Regions from separate parts of the Homo sapiens genome. Here region 1 is linked to region 2. The links are chromatin loops, found by intact Hi-C in ENCODE. Cell type or tissue: mammary epithelial cell. All regions are shown on one strand. Links, peaks and the distances in the headings refer to the core of each region. The heading gives the core; the rest is flanking DNA.

The links. Hi-C counts contacts between places; a loop is a spot of excess contacts. Peaks named below come from ENCODE experiments on the same cell type or tissue, not always from the same donor. Only the 100,000 strongest peaks of a DNase experiment are listed, where the experiment ranks them.
Region 1: a loop joins it to region 2, with 4 times the contacts of the local background. A loop is called at or near these places in 1 of 110 quality-filtered maps.

The regions. Positions count from the first base shown.
Region 1 is chr11:112,546,216-112,550,612 of GRCh38, reverse strand. LINC02764 (long intergenic non-protein coding RNA 2764) reads left to right here. Exons shown (of 4, transcript NR_104155.1): 3 at 2,256-2,366. Among named protein-coding and RNA genes, the nearest start is that of LINC02764, 7.4 kb to the left of the region's middle. In mammary epithelial cell, for the core only: no CTCF peak of the experiment used is centred there; a DNase peak (open chromatin) is centred at 1,782.
Region 2 is chr11:112,483,043-112,487,439 of GRCh38, reverse strand. LINC02763 (long intergenic non-protein coding RNA 2763) reads right to left here. Exons shown (of 3, transcript NR_120559.1): 2 at 1,661-1,771. Among named protein-coding and RNA genes, the nearest start is that of LINC02763, 3.0 kb to the right of the region's middle. In mammary epithelial cell, for the core only: no CTCF peak of the experiment used is centred there; no DNase peak of the experiment used is centred there.

The sequences.
Region 1 (4,397 bases), core at 281-4,280, 63 kb before region 2:
TTCCTGGGCTCTTCTCTTCATAGCCCTTGTTTCTTTATTAAACCCTGTTGCCTACTCTACAGTGACTGTCGGATTTGAAGAAGGCAAGACCAATCCTAAAAAATAAGAACCTTAACTGGTCACTCATCTTGCACAGAAATAGTTTGTTTAAACTGTTTAGTTTCATAATGGGTTACCCTGTTATATCCCAGAAAGGAGGAGGTGCACATGAACTGAGGAGAAGGTAAACTGAGATCCATTAAGTCTATTGAATAGGCTGGGTGTTATAATAAATATCTTTATTTAACATTCATTATTTATTCATCCATACATTCTACAATTACACTCCTGAAAGTTAGGCACTATCCCAGAGGGACATGATGAAAACACAGAAGACATGACCCTGTCCTCATAAAATGTAAATTCTAGTAAAGATTATAGAAAACAAACAACCAAAAAAACCCTTCTGCATTATGCTAATGAAACAAAGAAATAAAAGACTTAGGTAGATAATGGAAAGAGAGTATGTTCTTTAGATACTACAGTTAGAGAAGGCCTCTGTGAGAAGCTCTCATTGGAAAGAAACCATGGAAGATCATTTCAGGCTGATCATCTGGAGCAGTAGGCCACACCCAGAGGAGGAAGAATCTATAGAGTGTTTAAATAAAGTCAGATTCACTGGAACAAACAGAATTGGGAACCCATTCCTAAAGGGGTGAAAGTAAGGACAGATGGCATAGTATTGTATTAGGCAGGGGAAAGAGCTGGGTTTACTCACACTGCATTAAAGGATTTTATACAAGTAGGTGGCATGATCTAACAGATATTTTAGGATGGTCATTTGTATTGCTGTTTGGGGAATACAAGGGGTAAAGTTGAAACAGGAAGCCTAGTTAGAAGAGTATTTCAATCATTCTGTTGGAAAGAGATGGCAGCGTGGATTGGGGAAGGCAGTAGAAAATGGGAAATGAATGCAGAATCTATTTTGGAGGTATAATTGACAGAATTTGCTGTTGGATTAGAAAGGTAGGAGTTAGAGAAAGGAAAGAATCAAGAACAATTTCTAGAGTTCTAATTTAGGTAATTGGATGAGTGGCAGTGACATTTATTGAGACAGAGCAGGCAAGGCAAGAGAGGTTTTGAGTGAAGAGGTGGGAGTGAAGAGTTCTCTTTTGGATGTATTAACTCAAGATGTCAGTGGGACATTCCAGAAGAGATATGAAGTAGATATTTGGATATGGAAGTCTGGAGTTCAGATGATAGGGCTGGGCTGGAGAGACAAATCTGACAATTGTCAGTACCTACATGGCATTTTAAAGTCACGGGAATGAGAATACCTGGAAAGAGAATGTAGAGAAGGAAAAGGAGGTCTCATGATCTAGCCTCAAGGAAGTCCAGCATTTGGAGGAGGAGAACCCAGCAAAGAAAACTAGAAGTGGATCATGGGGTAGAAAAAGAAAACAAACACAGGACCCAAGAAGTCACAGCATCCACAAAGAGTTTCATGTTTCAAGAAGGAAATACAAACAACAGTGTCAAATTCTGCTGAGAAGTCAAGAGGAGGACTGATTTGGCCACTGGAAAGTCATCAGTGACCTTTAGAAAAGCAGTTTCAGTAGAGTGTGGAAGCAGCCAGATGGGAATGAATTGAGTTGTAAATATGAGGTATGAGACCAAGACAAACAACTCCCTCCCCTACCCACTAAAAAAAAAAAAAAGAAAAGAAAAGAAAAGGAAACACTGGGTGAATTGCACAGGGTTGAGGGAAGGTTACTATGTTCTTGATGTTTCATAAGTCAGGAGATGCTAGAACATGTTTCTATGATGCAAATGATTCAGTACAGTGGAAGAAATTAATGACACAGTAGAGACAGGGGATAACCAAGAAATACAATCTTTAAGAATGTAGGAGGCAGAACCAGAGCATCTGAGAATTGACTTTTAATAGGGAAGAAATCCTCTCTCCATAATAATAAGAGAGGAGGAGGAAATTGTTTCTGATGCAGGTGGATTTGTAGGATCAGTAGGGAATTAGCATCCAGTAGCTTCTATTTCTTCAGAAAGGATTGAGGTCACCTATGGAGAATGAGTGCTGATAAGGGAATGTGGAATTTGAAGAGGGAGGAAAAGATGTGAAATGATTATGTTGGGAAATGAAGAATAAGTCTATTAGAACACAATAGAGTTGCCAGGCAGCTATGAGTCCCCAACTGAAATGTGTAATCATGAATTAATTTCTTTTAAAAAAAACTTTGTTTTGTGGCTTTCTCCATTAGGGTTCCGCTGCTCAGGAACAGGCATGGAGAAGAAAGTTGCACTTAGAAGCCCAACAGGAGTTTTGCAAGACAAAAGTTTAATGAAAGGAGAGAAGAGCACAGAAACTGAAGGTATTTGTTAAGGAATTGTAATGAAAAACTATAGAATTTGAGCTGGACTCGGAAGGAAGTAAAGCTAAGCAGGTGCTGGTGGAAAATGAGGGATGAGTGGGGTCAAAGGATTAAGGGTCTCCAAGAAGGCAAAGATTTGTAAAACAGGAGGTATCAGTGCAAGAAAGGTAGAACAATTGGTAAGTTGGAAAATGATGTGTTTGAAATTGAGATTTGCAAAGTGGTGTAGTTTATGTTGCCTGCAAGACAGAGTATGGTCATAGGAATGAGGAGGACCACAGAAAAAAACATGGCTGGACATAAGAAGGTCAAGAAGAAGAGGGGCCAGGGTGTTGAATGGCTCATCCCTCTGCTTAGCTTATGCTTTGTTTAGAGGCAAGTGGAAGATGTGTACATACCTTCACATGAATCCACCATCTTTCCAAGATGTAAATGCCTCGCTTGAATTAAGAAGCGTCCATATGACCTGTTTCAGCATTACTCAAACTTGTTCTTTATGGCTAAACAACTCTCAGGCATGGTGCTCTTTATGGAGCATAATGAAACATGGACATATTAAACTTAAAATAGCTCAACATAAAATTTTTTTACAATATCAGATACCATCTAAAACTAGATTTTAGCTTCCATAAGTGGGGTATCTAGTGTCAAAGGCTTAAGAGAATGAATTAAACTAGAGAAATTCTATCCACTCACTTACTGCTTTCTGAGTACTAGGAAAAAGACACCCATCCCCTGTCTTCTCATTCTTCCCTTGAGAATGATGTATATCTGATGCTCTGCCTAAATGGGTCTCCAGGGCTCTGAGAGGAAGGGGAGGGACTCCTGGCCTAGGAGACGGGGGAGTTGAGGGGCTCCACCCCCAGAGACTTGGTAATAAATGGAGCTAGAGCTTCTTCCTCTTGGTGCTCTAGGAAGGGAATCTAAGTAGGGATTCTGAACAACAGGCCAGCCCCATCCACATTTCTAGGTAGATCACATGAGAGCTTCAGGTAATTGCCTCATTTTACCTGGCACATGTTTGCTAGTTTTATTACACAGCTTCTTTCTGTTAACTAGTGGTTTTTAAATATCGTAAAGTAGATCGAGACCATCCTGGCCAACATGGTGAAACCCCGTCTCTACTAAAAATACAAAAATTAGCTGGGTGTGGTGGCGCACACCTGTAGTCCCAGCTACTCAGGAGGCTGAGGCAGGAGAATCGCTTGACCTAGGGAGTCAGAGGTTGCAGTGAGCTGAGATCACGCCACTGCACTCCAGCCTGGGGACAGAGTGAGACCCTGTCTCAAAAAAAAAAAAAAAAAAAAAGTCTGAAAGTGAGAAACATTTATATGCTTCAGAAAGAGTAAGGAAACAGGGAGCCAGAAAGACCACATCCTCCTCCTGAGATCATCTTAGAGGGTGCTGGGTGGAGGATGACTTCAGTGGACTCATGTCAATCATTTACAGTCTCTTGGTCCACTCCATTGGTTTATCTGAGCTGAACACTCTGAAACATGAAGACGTGAAGCAATTTAAAAAGAAGTCCATTTATTGCACAGATGGACCAAAAAGTAAGATGGAAAAGGCACCAGTCTCCCAGGCTATACTGTCTATTCTGGGCCCCTGAGTAAATAAAAGACTCACACTGACCTGATGTAAGAGGCCGACGGGGACCAGAGAAGCACTTGATCCCACGTGTTCATTCTGACAAGTTTAGACAAGCCTAACACCAGATGAGTCTAGCCACCCAAGCACATGACCTGGGTCTGGGCCTTTTCTATGCCCCTTCCTCAAACTCCAACTATTATTTTACTTCTTGGGATATTCAGTAGACCAAAACATTCATCTGTTGGGTCACATGAGCCACAGAACACTGTTTTGAGCTCACGGTACATGTGGAGCCATTATTTGAACCTTGAACAATGGAAAGGCCTTCACTTCTGTCTTTTCCCAAGGGGGAAAAAATGTCTACAGAAAAGATCTCCATACATCGAATGCACAAAGTGAAACATCTTCACTTTGCTCGTCTTAACCACCAAAGTAAGATAA
Region 2 (4,397 bases), core at 124-4,123:
TTAGTGTACTATCAATTACCTGCACAATGTCTGTCTTCCCCACTAGACTTTAAGCCTCTTGATGATAGGCTCCATGCCTGTTTTATTCACCACTCTGCCCAGCACCTAGTGCCCTGCATGGTAATTACAGACTCTCAAATCCTTCTTAACCACCTAACCTAAATGAATAAACAAATGAATGCATTACCCCAAAACTCAGAAACGCTTTGCTAATGCCAATGATTATAAGATGAATTCACTATTCAGAACCCTGTATAACATAGAGATTAAAACATGTATCCAAGCAGAGATTTAAAACCCAAATCAGGCAGGTGCAGCATGCTTGGAGGGAGTGAACTTCATGGGCAGACACTATGTGCAGCCCCTGCCTAGAGACAAAGAAACAGGGGTGCCTTTTCGGCAGCCTCAAATTGCCTCCCAAAGTCAAAAATGAATCTTGCCAGGAAGCCTCTTTCATAGTTTATTAATAAGAGCTCTCAGGATGTTGGAGTTGGGAAATCATTATGAAACCTTCAGAGTAAAGATTGGTTCAGGCAAGAATTATCAATAGGATGCTAAATCCAGCGGGGAGTTTTGATGCTTGTATGGTCTTAAATTGCTTATTAGTTGCAAAGGATAAAATAGTAACTATATGGTGGGGAAATTGAACAACACCTTGACCAGTTGATCAAAATTAAGAAGGAGCATATTGACATTGTGTGACTCTAGTTGTAATACCCTGAGAGCAGCACAGCATCACTTAGGTAGCATTCTGACCTGGAACGAATAGCCCAAATCCACGATGACAAAGCAAAGGATAAACCCAACATGAAAGGCTATGAGAATATTTCAGATTAAAGGAGACTAAAGAAACAAGACGATAAAATTTAATACATTATCCCAAGTTTGGATCCTGCCTTGGTGGGAAAAAGTGTTCCAAAGGTCATTATAGGGTTAACTGACAAAATTGGAATACAGAAAATGGATTAGATAAACATATATTAATACTAAGCTTATTGAGGTTGATAACGAACCTGTGGTTACACAGGTGGTTCTGTAAGAGAATGAGAAAAAGAATACCCCCTCTTTTAAGACACTTTACACTGAAATATTTCAGGGTAAAGGATCACAATATATACAACTTATTTTCATGCGGTTAAAGAATATATAGTTTGAGCCGACTGGGCACGGTGGCTCACACCTGTAATCCAGCACTTTGGGAGGCCGAAGCAGGCGGATCACTTAAGGTCAGGAGTTCGAGACCAGCCTGGCCAGCATGGTGAAACACCGTCTCTACTAAAAATACAAAAATTAGCCGAGCTTAGTGGCTTGCCCCTGTAATCCTAGCTTCTGGGGAGGCTGAGGCATAACAATCATTTGAACCCTGGAGGTTGAGGTTGCAGTGAGCTGAGATCATGCTACTGTACTCCAGCCTGGGCAACAGAACAAGACTTCATCTCAAAAAAAAAAAAAGAATATATATCACACACATACAATACAGAGAGAGACAGAGAAAGAGAAAAAGAGATGACAAATCATAAAGCGAATGGATTAAATGTTAAAAATAGAGGAATCAGGGCACACTTTGTACTGTTCTTATTCTTGTAATTTTCAGTGAGTTTGAAATTCTTTCTAAATTTAAAAAATTATAAGAGGCCTTCAGGCCAAAACTAAAACAAACCTTTTCCTGCTCCAAGATAATCTTCTGGCCAACAGGTGAGAAAAACAACAAAGCGCTGGCTTGTGTCAAATCTTGTGAGGCACCAGAATCTTTGTCTGCACTGTAACATCCCTGAAAGTAAGGCAAAAATGGAAGTGAACTCGCACCCCCATTTTTGGGGAGCACACACATAGGGATCACATGGGAGCACGCTAAGCTCCCATGTGCTGCCCCTTAGAACTCTTGTGGGCCTCTAGAAACCACCCCAGAAGCCTTAACATGCAAAGCACCACCACAGAGCAGCACAACTGCCTAAGAGTGTCTGGTTGCTTAGCAACCCAGACTCCTACTTGACTAGATAAAGCAAAAGATTTCCCTCTGGGTCACAGTATTGATGCACTACACTGAGAATGCCTCTGTTGGTCAAGTTTTAGGTGAGACTCTGGCCAGAGTCAAGTCTAGGTTCTGAACCACAGAAAGCAGCATCCATGGCTCTGAGGGCTTGAGCCAGACACAAAGCCTGGGATCTAGAAATTCAGCCTAGAAAAATTCAAAGCAAACAGACCTTTTATCAAGTCACTTCAACTCTCTGAGCCTCAGTTCCCTCATGGGTAAAAAGAGACAGCTAGTATAGATCCATGGTTCTCATATATAGCTGAATTTTAGGACTACCTGATGAGCTGGTAGCCAACCATATTCTGCTACCAATGAGATCAGAATCTGTGGAGGCAGGACCCAGGCATCGGTTATAGTTGTTTTTTTTTTAAAGCTCTTCAGATGTTTCAAATGTGCAGGCAGGTTTGCATGTGTCCTTCCAATATTCAGGTGTTGCCAAGGTGATAGTATAAAGAGGTGGGGCCTTTAAGAAGCAATTAGGCCATGAGGGCTCCTCCCTCATGAATGAGATTAGGTATCCTTATAAAGGGGCTTGACAGAGGGGGCTTGTCCCTTCTTGCCCCTATGTTGTGTTGGGACACAGCATTTCTCCCCACCAGAGGACACAGCCCTCCCTCACCAGACAATCAAGCCTGCTGGCACCTTGATCTTGGAGTTCCCAGCCTCCAGAACTGCGAGAAAATAAATTTATATTCTTTATAAATTACCTAGATCATGGTATTCTATTATAGCAGCACAAATGGAGTAGCACAGCCTATTAAGTCTATTATCTTTATTGGTACTGTTACCTAAAAGGGTATCTTGAATCCTGGTCTCTTCTTCCCTCCTTTTCCACCAGGTAGAGCCCTGTGACCCCACACAGCTCTGCCCTACCCCTAGCACTAACCCTGACCCAGGTTAGCTTTGCTGCTCTCGGTCATATTTGCTGCTTGTCCATCCCCTTCTTTCTTGAGGCTCAGGCCTACTTTGTGCCTCTCAAGAACTGTGAAGAGCCTGATATTTTATAATACTTACAAGGTAACAAGTTAGCCTGCCATATTTTCATGATTACTTATAGAAGATATGAGACTCCAGGGTCAGAGACAAGAGGCAGTTTACTACTTACAGTAATTGCAGCAGCCAGTGTATCATTATTTTTTGCACCAGTTCCCTAGGCCCCAGTGTCTACAAGGCAACATAAAGAAGGCCAGATGGCACTTGCACACACAGTGGGTTGTATTATAAGATAGAAACCCTGAACTTAGGAAACTTAAATCTTTATAAGGGTCAATAGCTATGACTGCTCTTTGCTCCAGAAAGAAATACAATCTCTATTTTCCAGGCTGTTCACTACACAAACACCCTTGAAAAGATAGTTCAGAGCAAAGGGAAGTTGGTGCTTGTCTCCAGAATGTGCAGAAATGGGAGAGATCTGTGAAGGACTGCCTCTCATCACACCCTATGCTGGAGCCCCTGACTTGCTCATCAGCTTGCCCCTGCTAGTTCAGAGTGTCCTACCTCTGAATCCCAATTCTGCAGCTGGGACCTAACAGCTAACTACCTATGTCCAAGCACCTGAATTGCTCATAATTCCCTAGATTACTTCTCTCCAAACTTTCTTCTCAGGCAAATGGGTGCCCAAGTCTCTGATCCCTGGTGGGAACTCTCCAAGCTAGAACAGAACATAAGAATGTGTGGAGCTAGCCAGAGGCTGCAGAACAATGAGCCAGAGAAGACAGTAGGAGCATCATTCAGGTTAAATGGAGGGTTGCAAGCTAATCACACAATCCAAATCACTAGTTCTCAAACTTCAGTGTTTTGGTGTTGAAGTTATTTCACAACTTCAGAGTGTAGCAGAATCACTTGGAGAGAGTGCTAAAACACAGATTGTTGGGCCCTAACCCAAATGCCTCTGATTAAGCAGGTCTGAGCTGGGGCCTTGCAAATATGCACTTCTAATAAGTTCCCAGGTAGTGCTGATGCTGTTCTGGTCTAAACTTTGTCCATCCAAGGTAACTGGGCTGAGAAATAACAGTCAGATTGAGACCAATGGAAGGCCAAGTGGAGGAGGTAACAGGAAGGTTTAGAAGAACCTGAAGGGATATGATTCAGCTGTGCAACCCAGAGGCCAGACACTTCCTATAAAGCTCCCTCAGCCTTGCCTGTGGGTCAGGGAGAGTGCTATTATAGGGTCATTTAGGGCAGTGGGATGTTGGGCTTCCATCATGTTGACTACTCGTTATCCCAGATGCTATGCCCCCTGTTAAACATGGCTCCTTCCAGTGTCTGTGGCTGGCTCTGCTCTTAGGGTCTCATCCTACCCCACAGGTAGACCTTGTTGGAGTTTCTGTTCCTCCCAGCCCGCCTGCTCCCAGTCAAGCTA